Linked DNA regions of Homo sapiens: region 2 is linked to region 1. Evidence: read pairs that join two places in POLR2A ChIA-PET (ENCODE). Cell type or tissue: HepG2. All regions are shown on one strand.

Region 1 (5,000 bases):
CTTCCTGGGTTCAAGCGATTCTCCTGCCTCAGCCTCCTGAGTAGCTGGGATTACAGGCGTGCACCACCATGCCTGGCTAATTTTTGTATTTTTGGTAGAGACGGGGTTTCACCATGTTGGCCAGGGTGGTCTTGAACTCCTGACCTCAAGTGATCCTCCTGCCTCGGCCTCCCAAAGTGCTCTGATTACAGGCATGAGCCACTGTGCCCAGCCAGTCCCAAAATCCCTTGAACTCGCTACAAGGGGTGGTGAAGAAAGGGGAGGGTTTTGGAAATGGTTAAGAAATTGATATGGGGGCCGCCCAGCCAGTAGGACAATCAATTGGCAAAAGAATCCTGGACAGTCCCAAGTGGTTGGAACTCAGAATTTGGAAGCTTTCCACTCAGTTTGTATAGCACTGCTGTGTGCTCTATGGCACTCTATATTTGTTTGGTTTCCCCCAGACACTCATTAGCTTGGGCAAGTGGTAGCACCAGTATTTGAATGAACCCACACACTGGAACTGATCTTTGGGGCGGGAGGTTTGGGGTTGCCCAGGAGGGAGGTCAGTCCACCCGCCTGAGTCCTCCACTAGGCAGTTGCTGGACATTATAAGACATTTGGGCTTGAATAGTAAAAGGGGAGGATGGCATGTACCTGCACTGAGAGCAGACTACCCCTGACTCCCTAACAGTGTCCTGTTGGTTTAGGGAACTCTTAGAGAAGAGGATGCCCTCATCCCTGGAGACTGTGATAGCAGGTGAATGAACTGACAAGGCAGAGACATCAGGCCAAGGCTGGTCTCCTAAGCACAGCTGGAGCGATACCTCTGCTGCTGGGACCTGCTGTGCCCAACCCTTGTGCTAAGCCAGCTAAAGCATTACTTAAAGTGACTAAAGACAAGGAAGGTCATATCCCTGACCCTCGCAGGACTCTGAAGATGGTGGCTGTCCTACTGAACAGGTGCTCCAAACCACGAAACACGGGTCAAGCTCTATTGCTTCTTACCAGGATGCCGCTGGACAGGAGGCAGGGGCTTGAACTCCCAGGAAGGAAGAGCCTGAGGGTAGGACCCTGTGGAAGAGGACTGGTGTCCTCTAGAGGAAAGGCAGAGTGACAGCACCATGACAGTGATAAGTGGCAATCAATCCACCATCTGCTTTGCCGGTGACCACAGCAAAGTAATAACAACTGAGAAGACAAAAAGGGAGGACCAAGAAGGAGGGGACAACTCTTGCCTGGAGGAGAAAACATCTTCTCTCTCGCCCTGTGGCCCTGTTTCTCCTAACCCAGGAACCAAAGACAAAGGGGCTGGCTGGCTGTCTAGAGTGTTCTGGCGGGGAGGGAGCTCCACCTAAAGGGCTGAAACTCAATGGCTGGCTGCCCCAGTATGGAATGGAAAAATGGTGTCCCTGCAAAAGCATCCTGCACAATTAGTGAGGAAGGTGGGAATGACCCCCAGCGAAGGCTTTGGACCCTGGCCCACAGATACCTTGTTGATGGGGATTTTTAAGGCTTGGAAGGCTGCTGACCCTATGTTAGCATAGGGTCTTAAGGGTTTGGGCAGACTGTCAATGGAAAATGTTAGCTGAGGCCAAAGGTCTTGGTCAGCTGGGGATGTAGAAGTGGGCTTATCAGACGACAGGCTGAATGCAACACAATGGTGTGGCAAGCCCTGAGCAGCTTAAGGGAGTCCTGACTCCATCTGCTTGTTTCTTAGGAGAGCTTCCGACAAAGTCCTCTTCAGGGGCAATGATACTAATACTAAGACAATTCAAGGGGCCATAGCTGCCTGGACTTACTGGAAACTTAGAAAAGACAAACTCAGAGTGCTGCCCATGAATTCTACAAACAACACCCTACCTGGCCTAAATCCAAATTACTATGAACAGTAAGACTTCCCCTCTCCTAAGCCAGACAAGCTTCCTACAGCCAGGCATCTCCTTAAATGTGAACCCTGCAATGAACAAGAAAGGTTACTTTGGATCCTAAGGAGGGGGGCGCTCAAGATTGGATGATCTCTAGTAAATTGGTTTAACAGTTCCAATAATTACTAGGGTTAGACGACAATTCTCAGCAGGTGTCTCCTCTGGAAACAGCCCCTCCTTCATATCTGGCCGTGTCCCCCATACGGATCCAGTGGTCCATGTTCATGGAAAACAGACCCTTCTGGTAGACAATCGCCCTTTTACCTTTCTCCACGTTAATAGTAATCTGGGCAGGGCGCAGTGGCTCATGCCTGTAATCCCAGCCCTTTGGGAGGCAGAAGTAGGTGGATCACTGGAGGTCAGGAGTTCGACACCAGCCTGGCCAACATGGTGAATCCCCATCTCTACTAAAAATACAAAAATTAGCTGGGTGTGGTGGCAGGCACCTGTCGTCCCAGCTACTCAGGAGGCTGAGGCAGGAGAATTGCTTGAACCCAAGAGCGGAGGTTGCAGTGAGCCGAGATCACGCCATCGCACTCCAGCCTGAATGACAAGAGCAAGACTCCGTCTCAAAAGAAAAAAAAAAATAGTAATCTGGACTCCAAAAAATAAACAACACTGGGTGACCAAATCTCATATTACAGGAAATGCTCATGCTTTAAAGGGATCCGTGGACTTTGTACCCTTGCTTGAACTAAGTCAGCGTGACAGGCTGTAATCCTTCCAAGGGGAATGGTTTGGGAGGATTAATTAAAGGGATAATTACCCACTTAACTGTTAGTATTGGCCTGGTTTTGCTACAATGTGCACCCCATTATTGGAATGGATCTCCTCAGTCACTATGTAACTCACGGAACAAGCCCAAGTCTTTCACGCTATTGGTGGGTGCCAGGGGTGAACTTTCCCCTCGTGGTGCAGGTGGTAAACATGCTACCTTACCGCTGAGGCGGGGCATGGAAGGATTACTGCCTGTCACAGCTCACTTAGTTCAAGCAGGGGTGCGAAGTCCACAGGCTCACCCCCACCCTTTCTCAGAGAGCTGGTTTCATATGGCTGGATTCTTTTGTCACAGTCTGCATTTCATCCTAGGATTGTCCTGATTCCCTAAATGAATTGTATTTTTTTGAGACAGGGTCTGGCAGCCTCGAACCCCTGGAGGCTTAGGTGATCCTCCCACCTCAGCCCCCAAGTAGCTGGGACCACAGGCTCAGCTAATTTTTACTTTTTTTTGCAGATATCAACCTCTCTATGTTTCCTAGGCTGGTCTCAAACTCCTGGACTCAAGCAATCCTCCTGCCTTAGCCTCCACAAGTGCTGGGATTACAGGCATGAGCAACTGCATCCGGCTAAACAACCTCTCTTCTTGCAACACTGTTTCCTTGTGAGCTCATTAACATGCTAATTACCACATTCCACAGGAAGATGGATTACAGAGCAATAAGACAGGCTGGGTTCACCCTGGAACGTGACCAGTAGTGACAGCCTCTAACAATGACACAGGTGGGGACCACTATCGGAAGATGGAGATTCTGGGGAACTGCTACCAGCTGCAGGGCTGAGAGTGACATATCTGACATTTGTTCATTGTTCATCTGTTCATACAGTCATTCTTGCATGAGTTTACTGGACACCTGCTGTGAGCAGGCACTGAGTGGCATAAAAATTCCTAGAACAGTCTCATCAGAGAAAAGACACACACAGAAAGAGAAATTATACTACAATGCAGTTATGGAAACTCATTCAACAAAATTTTACTGAATGCTTACTATTTGTCAGGTACCGTTATCGATGCTGGGAGAAGAGAAAAGGACATCATTTTGCCCTCAGGGAGCTCATGGTCTAACGGAGAGAGAGACATGTGAACAACTACAACGTCTGCGGTCTAAGAAAACACTAAATTGGAGACGTGTTCAAAGCAGTGCAGGGGAGGGAGCGGAGTGAGACTTCCGGGGTCACCCAGAAGGGCTTCCCGGCAGGTAAGTTGCAGCTAACCCACACAGATGTTAATTACAGCAAGAAAAGATCTTTCACAGTGCTCCCTGTGCGTCAGGCAGGCTAGAGGTCTTGTCAAAAGTATGGCATATGTATCACATGCAAAATGATTTGAAGTAGAATGTGGACCAATTTTTAATTTTTTACTTATGCATCTAAATGTGCATTACAAAAAAATATAATGAGAAAACCAAACTTTCACCAATATGATTGCTCAGAGTGAGGCTAAAGGAATGAGTTTTAAAACTGATTTGAATCACAAATAGTGCTTAGATGTGGAGAGCATCTTAAATGTGGCTTGCCAATGACTGGATTTTGGAAAGCACCGATATGCGCATCTTTTTTTTTTTTTTTTTTTTTTTTTTTTTTTTTGAGATGGAGTCTTGCTCTGTCGCCAGGCTGGAGTGCAGTGGCGTGATACCGGCTCACTGCAATCTCCATCTCCTGGGTTCAAGCGATTCCCCTGCCTCAGCCTCCCCGAGTAGCTGTGACTCCAGGCACGCACCACTATGCCCGGCTAATTTTTTGTATTTTAGTAGAGACAAGGTTTCACCACGATGGCCAGGAAAGTCTCGATCTCCTAACCTTGTGATCTGCCCACCTTGGCCTCCCAAAGTGCTGGGATTACAGGCGTGAACCACCGCACCCGGCCACATGCATCTTATTTTAGTGAGATGAGATGTAGGAGTTAGCGAGGTAGGGAAAGGGAAGAACAGTAGACACAAGGAACACCAACTCAAAGCACACAGGAGAGAGTGCACGGGCTGCCTGAGAACAGGTGGTGGTGAAGCACGGTGGGCTGCGGGGCACGCGGAGGGCTGGAGGAGTGTGCGGGAGCAGAACCCCTGCTTCTGTGTTCCACTGCCTGTGTAAACTTCTCAGGTCGGTTCCCATGGTCATGTCTCTCCAGGAAGTTTCTCAATGGCACACACCATGTTACCCTCCCTTATGTCAAGCTTGTCCAACCCGTGGCCCAGGATGGCTATGAATGCAGCCCAACACAGATTTGTAAACTTTCTTAAAACATTATGAGATTTTTTTTTTTTTAGCTCATCAGCTATCATTATTGTATTTTACATGGAGCCCAAGACAATTCTTCTT
Region 2 (5,000 bases), 88 kb before region 1:
AACCTATCTGCTTTTCTCAAAGGACTTGCTATTAATAGAGCCCCCTTCCTGGTCCTTGATTTCTGCTCATCCCTTGAATACCCATCTCCCCTCTCTTTAGTAAATCTTACTACTAATTTGCATCTCAAAACAATTTACCCAGGAAACCATTCGGATAACCAAAAGAAGCAAATAGATAATCAAAAAAAGCAAAGAGTAGGAGTCAATAGGTTCTGAGTTATACTACGAAGTGTTCCATATGCCTTATTGATAGCTACTTTTTGTCTCTGTGCTGTCTGAAATGCTTCCTTTTTTCTACTTGTCCAAACCATCTTTTAAGGGCCCAGCTTAAGCCCTCCCTGTCCTCTTCACCTGGTCATCTTACCATGTATAAACGATAATGGAAAAGAATTATCGTCTGTGGACTGTCAGACGATGTGCTAGACATTTCACATACACTACCACCTAACCCTGGCTACACTGGAATGACAGCACTTGCCATCTCTCCACTCATCACACAGTCACCTTTCTGAAAGGATATTACCTCATAGAACAGCTTCCTAACTATTCCATATTTTTACATGTGCTCTCTGCCACTAGACTACAATAACCTCAAATATAGGAACTATGTCTTCTACTTTATTCTGCACTCATCTTCTTTTCCCTCCACCTTTCCCCTCATCTTTAAAAATATACCCCTCCTATTTCTCAATCTCTTCTCATTACTACTGCAATGACTACTAATAAAAGCTACTATTGACCAGGCGCAGTGGCTCACGCCTGTAATCCTAGCACTGTGGAAGGCCAAGGCAGGCAGATCACCTGAGGTCAGGAGTTTGAGACCGGCCTGGCCAACATGGCAAAACCCTGTCTCTACTAAAACTACAAAAATTAGCCGGGTGTGGTGGCACATGCCTGTAATCCCTGCTACTTGGGAGGCTGAGGTTTGAGCCCAGGAGGCAGAGGTTGCAATGAGCCGAGATCGTGCCATTGCACTCCAGCCTGGGCGACAGAGTGAGACTCTGCCTCAAAAAAAAAAAAAAAAAAAAAAAAAAAAAAAAAAAAAAGCTACTATTTATAATGGCTTGCACTGAGCAGACACTCTAAGTGTTTTACATTTGATTTCATCCTTACAACAATCCCATAAGGTAGTTATCATTTCCCTGTTTCACAGAGGAGGAAGTGGGCTTAGAGAGCTTAAGCAACTTGCTCTCTCACATTCCTATGAGCCTTGATCCATAAAACATCACTATGGACTCCCACAACTTTAACATCCCCCACTGTGTTTCTTTTCATCCTTAACTGCTGTGGCAGTTTATACTGTGTCAACCTGGTTACATCCAAACTACATTTCCCAGAATCCTCTTTCCATAGGGTAGGTGGCCCAAAGAGCAAAAGACTTTCTGAAGAGTATGGTTAGATAGAGCTGCAGTTGCCAGCCGACTGCGCAGCTCTCCTCTGCTCTGTATACAGCTCCTCTTCTTGATTGCCAACCCTGCTGACCAAACAGCAACCCCAGGTTCACCACCAAAAGCTTGACTGAGGACCACAAAAGAGGCAGCTACACAGAGGTGACAACTCTCCACAGACTTTTCACCAGCTCCAGTGTGTGGTCCCACTCCAGTAGCTGGGCATACCTGGCTTCTCAGATTCACCTGTAAACGCTGAGCTGACCACTGCACAACTGCTTCAAAGAGGCTGAATAGTAGCTTTTCTCTGACCTGCCCTACAGACTCTGACTTCTGGAGTTTCTCCCACAGCTGTATGAAGTCCTATTCCTTTCCTAAATCCCTTATTCCATAATATCATAGTAGCTCTGTTTTCTTGATTGAGCCCTTAAATGATTCAAGTACTCAAGCTTCCTCCCAATCTACTGACCAAGAAATCTCTGCAGCTTTCCCTCTGAGATCTTCTTGCATATATAACAAAATCTACATCATTTGGTCTCCAATTTGACTGCTTCCAAACAAACCTTGTTTTATCAGTTCTGCACTGTCCTCCTTTGCTTCCAAGGAACAAGTAACCCTCATTCCAAAAAAGTCGTATCTCACTACTTGATCCTCCCATTTGCAAAAAGCAATATTTAATGGAGAGAATACTAGAGTGGGTAACAGATTAACAAACGTCAATACCAATTTATTAACTAAGAACAAGATTAGCTAAAAACACTCCAGGGTTAGCCAGGTGTGGTCGTGTATGCCTGCAGCCCCAGCTACTCAGGAGGCTGAGGTGGGAGGATCCCTTGAGCCCAGGAGTTTGAGTACAGCCTGGGCAACATACAAAAACCCTATCTCTGGAAAAAAAAAAAAAAAACCCAACAAAACAAAACAAAAAGAATACTCAGAGGATACGTGTATGCTTTAGTTAGAAATGTGAAGATTGAGAAAGGAAGAACAAGAAATAAAAAATTCTGAGAAGAAAAATATTTCGTGATGTATAGTTTGTCCCAAAATGTGTTTTTCCCCCCATTTGAAGTAAGGAAGCTTCACTTTTTTATATAATCATTTTGGGCTTATCCAAGTGTCTCCCTGAATTATTTTTCGGTTGCTACTGGGCATAAAGGAAGACTGTATGTACAATTTTTCCAATACTTTTTTTCCTTCTCCAAAAAGATCTTCACCCCACTCCCTACCTTTTTGGCTAACATATTTCCAAAAATGTATTTTATTAGTCTTGGTTCTCCACTCATAACATGAGAATAATTCTGTTCTCTGTTATTTTCTAAGGCTCAATGCTTACTATTCTGGAGTTCATTACTAAGCTGTCCCACAGTCAAGGGTTTTTTTTTTTTTTTTTTTTTTTGAGACAGAGTCTCGCTTTGTCACCAGGCTGGAGTGCAGTGGCACAATCTCAGCTCACTGCAACCTCCACCTCCCGGATTCAAGCCAATCTCCCGCCTCAGCCTCCCGAGTAGCTGGGATTACAGGCATGCACCACCACACTCGGCTAATTTTTGTATTTTTATTAATATACATTACATGATCTCAGAACACATAACTAACCTACCCTTTCTCAAATCACAGGGCAAGATTATATATGAAGAGACATAACAGCTTGGGGGTGAAGTCAAAAGAATGCAGCCATGTACTGATCACAGACTGGTTGGATTAATGTCACATCATCTCTAAAAGTAGATTTTTATCAATCTAAGGCTGAGCAACCCTCTACTTATCTTGTTTCCTTATAGTATCTGAGCAACTAAGAAGTTTTGTAAATACTGTCTGACATATGTATATTATACAATAAGATATTATTAACTTTAAAAAGGAGTTAACAGGTTACTTTAAAATGCCTAATCAGAATATACATTAAAGCCATCATATGAAACATAATGTTGATCTATCTCTCCTTAAACTGAATCAGGAGACATTAGGTCTCATTTCCCTATCACATTAGAATAAAATACTTTGGATTAAAACTCCAGGCAGGGCACTGTGGCTCACAACCATAATCCCAGCACTTTGGGAGGCTGAGGCAGGCATATTACCTGAGGTCAGGAGTTTGAGACCAGCGTGGCCAACATGGTGAAACCCTATCTCCACTAAAAATGCAAAAATTAGCCAGGCGTGGTGGCACATGCCTGTAATCCCAGCTACTCGGGAGGCTGAGGCACGAGAATGGCTTGAATGCAGGAGGCGGACGTTGTGGTGAGCCAAGATCGCACCACTGCACTCCAGCCTGGGTGACAGAGTGAGACTCCGTCTCAAAACAAAACCTCCATAATACCATTAAAATGTAACAAAGCCAGTCAAACTTTACAGTAATTAGAAACTCTCAAATAATGATAATGAAACACATCTAAACACGTCTAAGTCACAAATCTAAAATAAAATATGACTTAGGAGCATCCAACTACAGTCATCCCTCAGTATCCACAAGGGACTTGTCTCAGGACCCCATAGATAACAAAATCTGCAAATGCTCAAGTCCCTCATATAAAATGGCAAGTATCGGCTGGGCATGGTGGCTCACGCCTGTAATCCCAGCACTCTGGGAGGCCGAGGCGGGTGGATCACTTGAGGTCAGCAGTTTGAGACCAGCCTGGCCAACATGGTGAAGCCCTGTCTCTACTACAAATAGGAAAATTAACCTGGTGTGGTGGTGTGCCCCTGTAGTCCCAGGTACTTGGGAGGCTGAGGCACAAGAATCACTTGAACCCAGAAGGCAGAGGCTGCAGTGAGCCGAGATCACACCACTGCACTCCAGCCTGGGTGACAGAACAAGACACTGTCTCAAAAAAATAAAAATAAGGCGGTCGGGCATGGTGGCTCACACCTGTAATCCCAGCACTTTGGGAGGCTGAGGCGGGCAGATCACGAGGTCTGGAGTTCGAAACCATCCTGGCCAACATGGTGAAACCCCATCTCTACTAAAAATACAAAAAATTAGCCGGGTGTGGTGGCATGCGCCTGTAGTCCCAGCTACTCAGGAGGCTGAGGCAGGAGAATGGCTTGAACCAGGGAGGTGGAGGTTGCAGTGAGCCCAGATCGTGCCACTGCACTCCAGCCTGGAGACAGAGTGAGACTCCATCTCAAAAATAAATAAATAAATAAATAAAAATAAAAAGGCAAAGTATTTACATATAAACTATGCATATCCTCCCATATACTTTAAATCATCTCTAGATTATTTTTAATACCTAATATAACTGCCATGTAAATAGTTGTTATAAGTTATTTTTTAAATTTGTATTTTTTTTTTCTTTTTGAGATGAGGTCTTGTGATGTTGCCCAGGTTGGCCTCGACCTCTTGGGCTTAAACAAACCTCCCGCCTCAGCCTCCAAAGTAGCTGGCACTACAGGCATTTGCCACTGCACCCAGCTTGTTGAATTGTGACTAGTATTATTATTCTCAAATATTTTATTTTTTATTTTTGTGTGGACAGAGTCTCACTCTGTTGCCCAGGTTGGAGTGCAGTGGCGGGATCTCGGCTCACTGCAACCTCCGACTCCCTGGTTCATGCGATTCCCCTGCCTCAGCCTCCGGAGTAGCTGGGATTACAGGCACGCATCACCACGCCC

Evidence for each region. ChIA-PET counts read pairs that join two places held together with the same protein. Peaks named below come from ENCODE experiments on the same cell type or tissue, not always from the same donor. Only the 100,000 strongest peaks of a DNase experiment are listed, where the experiment ranks them.
Region 2: POLR2A ChIA-PET joins it to region 1 with 6 read pairs; 4 of 35 experiments call an interaction of 5 or more read pairs at or near these places.

The regions. Positions count from the first base shown.
Region 1 is chr2:127,452,483-127,457,482 of GRCh38, forward strand. It overlaps LOC124907884 (a long non-coding RNA gene), which reads left to right and starts at 3,177. Exons shown (of 2, transcript XR_007087229.1): 1 at 3,177-3,407; 2 at 3,684-5,000. In HepG2, CTCF peaks have their summits at 1,072 (motif pointing left) and 1,348; DNase peaks (open chromatin) are centred at 1,069, 1,609, 2,589 and 2,859.
Region 2 is chr2:127,364,109-127,369,108 of GRCh38, forward strand. All of the region lies in intron 1 of MAP3K2 (mitogen-activated protein kinase kinase kinase 2), which reads right to left. The region is part of intron 1 of LOC124906074 (a long non-coding RNA gene); the gene reads left to right. Among named protein-coding and RNA genes, the nearest start is that of MAP3K2-DT, 21 kb to the right of the region's middle. In HepG2, no CTCF peak of the experiment used is centred here; no DNase peak of the experiment used is centred here.